Linked DNA regions of Homo sapiens: region 2 is linked to region 1. A link is a contact called in ENCODE Hi-C data. All regions are on one chromosome and are shown on one strand. The core of a region is the stretch at or near the end of the contact, and the rest is flanking DNA. Distances in the headings are between cores, read along the strand shown. Region 1 has its middle 75 kb from the start of FAM76B. Region 2 overlaps MAML2 (mastermind like transcriptional coactivator 2).

What was found. A loop is a pair of places that touch in the nucleus more often than their neighbours do. Pooled maps may share reads with other maps.
Region 2: a loop to region 1 is called in a map of B cell, with 2.8 times the contacts of the local background. The contact joins two enhancer-like sites. A Hi-C loop is called at or near these places in 1 of 168 maps with a recorded cell type or tissue (B cell), 5 of 37 single-sample maps with no recorded cell type and 6 of 50 pooled maps.

The regions. Positions count from the first base shown.
Region 1 is chr11:95,713,591-95,716,391 of GRCh38, forward strand. No RefSeq gene overlaps it. Among named protein-coding and RNA genes, the nearest start is that of FAM76B, 75 kb to the right of the region's middle. Within about 2 kb of position 1,458, at least 6 of the 41 ENCODE cell types and tissues checked have a DNase peak (open chromatin) inside an H3K27ac peak, as active enhancers do; they include B cell, where a contact is called at or near this core.
Region 2 is chr11:96,252,961-96,255,761 of GRCh38, forward strand. All of the region lies in intron 1 of MAML2 (mastermind like transcriptional coactivator 2), which reads right to left. Among named protein-coding and RNA genes, the nearest start is that of MIR1260B, 87 kb to the right of the region's middle. Within about 2 kb of position 1,356, at least 13 of the 41 ENCODE cell types and tissues checked have a DNase peak (open chromatin) inside an H3K27ac peak, as active enhancers do; they include B cell, where a contact is called at or near this core.

The sequences.
Region 1 (2,801 bases), core at 208-2,707:
AAAGCCTAAGGAATGCCACCTGCCCATCAAAAATGAATAAATGTGACGTAATTCCATTGTATAATACCACCATATAACTAGGTTCTGTAAGTCCACATACACACCTAGGGAGGTAGTCTTATTTACCTCTTTCAACTTTATATTCTGACTAATATGTATTAGAGTCAATATTGGTATGTTGATTCCATATGGCTTGTTGATTGGGGAATCAGATGAGAAGATTATTCTAATACTGAAATACTCCTTTTTCACCTAATGGTTTAATCACCTAATTAAAGTTTACTGTGTTCTTTGGGAATCCAAAGTGACCATTGGTGAACCTGACAAAAAAAATTCATCTTCTTAGAATTTTGTGATGTAATTAATATTTATTTTGGAACCCTCAGCACCCCAGAGAAGAGTTAGGTATAGAAAGAAACTCTAAAAAGCATATAAGTGCCCCAGAAGATTTTCCCCTTCCTCCCTGTCACATACCTCTTTGCCTCAACCCACTTAAATTCTGAGAAAAAAATCAATACAGTTAAATGAATGTAAGTATGGGTTTATCATTGTCTCTTTAAGTAGAATTATGTCCACGTTTTACAAGTTCCATTTCTTTAGGTGTCAAAAACTAGTTTTATTTAGCTGAGGTTGAGAATATTGGGCAGAGTCAAGGTGAGCATCTAGTGAAAAGCTTTGGAAACACTCCAGGTATAAAGCTGAAGACATTAATCACCAGAATAACAAATGAAATTGAACTGTTCTAGAATTGGGCTCCTTCACCTCATTTTCCACTTCTTCTTCCAGTGTGGTCATCAGGATTCAATCCTGGTCCTATGCTGTCCATAAGATAATACCAAAGGGAGCAGACACTCAACATTTACTTCTTTTTATCTCGACTCTAATCAAGAAAATATGACAATATTTCTGATATCTCTTCTCAAAAAACTTTTTTTTTACTCTAAGTTCTGGGATACATGTGCAGAATGTGCAGGTTTGTTACATAGGTATACATGTGCCATGGTGGTTTGCTGCACCTGTCAACGCATCATCTAGGTTTTAAGCCCCGTATGCATTAGGTATTTGTTCTAATGCTCTCCGTTCCCTTGCCCACTACTGCCTGACAGCCCCAGTGTGTGATGTTCCCCTCTCAGTGTCCATGTGTTCTCGTTTTTCAACTCTCACTTATGAGTGAGAAGATGCAGTGTTTGGTTTTCTGTTCCTGCGCTAGTTTGCTGAGAATACCTGAAAGCTTTGAAAAATCAGATTATCATTAAGAAATAATTCTTAAACTCAAAAATTTTGCCCAAAGAACTTCCTTCTCTGGAGACCTGAAAGAACAAATTAAATACTCATCATAAATATCCAAGTGCAAAACTACCAGTTTTGCATTTATAAAACTACCAGTTTGCACATGAGGAAACTAAGATTCAGGAAGTGTAAATGATTTACCCCGGCATGAAGCTAGTTAATAGAAGAGCAGGTTGCTCCTTACTCTTACTATCTTACTTTTTTGTTAATCATTTATACACAAATCCTGAGTACCTACCATATCCATGGCACTAAGGGCTGTGAAGGGAACAAATCCAAAACATTCATGGTTCCTCCTCCCAATATTATTATTAGATACTTTAAACATTACAATAATGATAACCACTATACATCAAATACTCATTACGGGGGAGAAACTGGGTCAATATCATGGTCGCAGACATTATTCTCTTGATATGAGTGTTAGTTTCTTCAGTTTACAGATGAAGAAAAGGAAACTGGTATGCAAAATGTCATATAATTGTCTCAAATCACACAGTTCATCAGAAGCAGAGGTCAAATTTGAACTTACATTTGCCTGATTCCAAGACCTTTGCTCTTAACTGTATCATAAGCTGATGTAGTTCTACAACTGAAACTTAACATTTACCTCCAGAGACAATGGAAGATACTTTAGCTAAAAGTAAAAGAAATTTTCAAAAATAAGGTTTATTAACGCTAGAATAATTTAACATAGGGAGCCTGTAGAACTTCATCACTGTAGGTGAGTTGAAAATGAGAGGATACTAAATTAGAGGTTTTATTTAAGAGTGGGTCTACCTAATTGCCTAGTAGGAAGTGAAAACAAATGATATTTCAAGCTTTCTTTTACCCTATGACTTTAAGGAAAAACAATAACAACCATAAAACACCACCACCTACGACAACAGTCTTCTGTGTTTTCCCATGCATTCAAATGAGCTAAAAAGTGATAAATGCATTGCAAGTAAAATAGCTATGCAGCACTCTTGGGAAATGTGGTTCCACGGAGATGCCACAGAGACTTTCATTGTAAAGCCTGGTACTGAAGTTTGGACAAAGGTGTGTTTGTGTGCAGTGACTAAGCTTGTGTGGGAGGGAGGCAACCACTGCAGATGGCTGAAAAATATGCTAATGTTGAAAGACCCATGTGATGGCTGGCATCCTGAAAGAGACACAGATGTTTCCTCCCAAGAAGAATTTTAGAACAAGTGGCTTGCTGACCTATTCAGGCTTGATTCCTTAACTGCATCTCAGGGTCATACACACGTCAGAACCACTGAGACAATTGTCCTCCTCACTTTGTACCCCAGGAAAGAGATAGAGCAGCTAATTAATCACAAGGCCTTTGCTGATAATACCTTTCATTTGAAATTTTTGTTGTTTTTGTTTTTAAGATGTTTTCATGTTCTCTGAGACTTGCTTTCAGAATGCTGCCTCTGTTCACATGCTGGGTCTCCTACAGTGCTCACATTGCTCCACTCTCTGTACGTTTTGTTTTTTTTCCCCATAAAAACCATCCCTCTTATATT
Region 2 (2,801 bases), core at 106-2,605, 540 kb after region 1:
TGGGTTCTCACAAAACAGCCTCCCACTATAATATCGTGTCTCTTTAAACAAATACTTGGTTTCACAAAGTCAAGTGGCATGCCTTAAAATTCTTTTGCATAATCCCCCTCGCACAGAAATACCCAAGGCTCTGCATATAGTAGAGCCTATAGTAGAGCTCAACAGAGGAAAGAGATTCACACAGATTGATTTTGCATCATATGTAAATAGGAGCCAAAAAAACCCTTCAACACCACAGCTTCCCTTTATTCTGAGAAAACTCCAAGGAAAACTGACTTTGATTTTCTAAATCATCTTTTGATTTACTCTAGTAGAGGAAAATCAATGCTAAAATAACTATTGAAAGCCATCTGAGATGTGCTGCTCTAACATGACAATGCCAAGGAATATAGACATTAAATTGATCTTGGAATCCAAGCTCCCCTTCCTTACTCAACACAAGACGAAATCACAAAATCCATATGGAGGAGAAATCTTCCTATCTAGACTGTAGGACTTGTCATTTACTCAAAACAGAATATCTCCCATGCCATCTTGTTTACGAAGCAGCTAATGTTGTTACTTCTGTACTCAAGTGAGTGCTGCCTCTTTGTAATATTGATTGCTGGGATTTTTGCTGGTAGTACACTGACAGAGATCGACCACTAAAATCTTCTGAGGCGCATTTATCTTTCTCTTTGAGAGAGAAACCCCATTTTCCTCAAGAAAAGGCAAAGCTGTTCCAGCACATGTTTTAAATGATTCATATTATCTGACAATGGAAAGGTAAATTCTCTCCCAGGATTTAGGGTATAATTCTCAGCCATCTGAGAATTCTGTTTATCCCACCTTGTCTCCTTGCTCAGAGAATTACAATTAGATGGAAACATCTAATGTCAAGGCATCTGATAGCTCCAGCATAGGATACTGTGACTGCTCCAGATAGATTTTCTCCATGAAAACCAAAGTTGATGGTTAATTACCATGTCCCCTTCTCATTATGGCACTATCAGACATATTTAAGGAAGTGATGAGAAGTCTTTGCAAAGGTATATAAGAATAAATACAATACACTGAAGGTATCACTTACACTTTCTTTAAAGGTAAGAATTTGTGAGACTTCTGGGAGAATTTTGACAGGTCCTATTAGAGGTATTTTAAAACACACAGGGGAAAGTGATTTGATGTTAAGCAGTGGCAAATCTACACAAAAACAAAAACAGTCATCGGAGACTTTCACTCAATACAAAGTTCTACCAGACCTATGCAAATAGTAATCGCATTTTCTAGAAAGAGTTCTAAAGTAAGTCACACACACAAACCTCAGTAGTAGCACAAAACATCCTTTGTTGCCGGACGTGAGAAAAACACACTCGCTTCTAAAAAAAGCCATAGGAAGGAAGTGGAAGAACCTCAGGGGCGAGTGGGAGTGCGAAAGGAATGTTGCAGCTCTTTTTTTTTTTTTTTTTGAACATGTAAGCTTGCTGTGGCTCTTAATAGTAGGGCTAGTAGTTCAAGTAAGTGAAGTAAAATCTTTGGGATCTTTTTTACCTATTCTTGTAAGTGTACTATCAGCCAAATAGGTTTGAAAATCTTGACAAAAGGACGTTGATATTCTGGCTTTACATTGCCCCATTCTAAAAACAAAACAAAACAAAACAAAAAAAAAACTCTTTTAAAAAGCAAAATCAAAAGAACTCAAACACCTGCATATGATTCTAATTTCACACATCTCAAAACAACCAAGATTGCCAAAAGAAGAATTAAAAGTCGTTCCAGAGCAAAGATGGGTAAGCAAAGCAATGTGCTGAAATTTTTGCAATGTAACAAAATGGAATATATTTGTCAGAGGCAGAGGATAAATTGAGGGCTCCTTTTTTTATTTTTTATTTATTTTTTGAGACAGGGTCTCACTGTGTCACCCAGGCTGGAGTGCATGGCGCAATCACAGCTGACTACAGCCTCTCCCAGGCTCAGGTGATTCTCTCACCTCAGCCTCCCGAGCAGCTGGGACTACAGGCGAGTGCCACCACACCCAGCTAAAATTTTTTTGGCATTTTTTTTTTAGAGGTGGGGTTTCCCCAAGTTGCCCATGCTGGTCCGGAACTCCTGGGCTCAAGCGATCCGCCCACCGCCTGCCATGGCCTCCCAGAGTGCTGGGATTACAGGCGCAAGTTACCACACCCAGCCTGAGGGCTCTTTTGAAAACACAAATATGATCATGTCACTTCCCTGCATAAAATCCTTTAATACCTTCTCACTGTGCTAAGGATAAAGACAAAATTATCAATATGGCTTACAAAGCTCTTCATGAACTGTTCGTTGCATAACTGTCAAGCATCATGTTAGAGCTCATATTGATTGAATGCTGATTACTGACTGAGCATAGAAACTATTTCAGTGAATCTTGTAACAACCTTTTCAGGTGTTATCCCCATTTTACAGAAGAGGAACTGGGAAGTTGAGTTACTTGCCTAAGATTATAAAGCTAGAAAGTGGTTATGTCAAACACTGTTGAGGAAATCAACACACATTCCCAATCCCCTCTCACTTGCTGCCTCCATTGTTAGGGGTGGACGATCTATTTTCTCACTTTCACATTTTTCCTGGTTATTTGGGTTGTGTTCTGGCCTATGACACCCAGGTAGAATTCCAACAGAAGATTTCTGAGAAGCTTTGAACTTTCCTGATAAAATAACCTGACACTGCACATCGTCCCCCTTCTTCCTCAACGGGCCATTGTGCCTGGGGCTGCAGCCGCCATTTCCAGATGAGGGAATGACAAAGCCACAGGCTACGAATGCAGAGCAGAAGACAGAAAG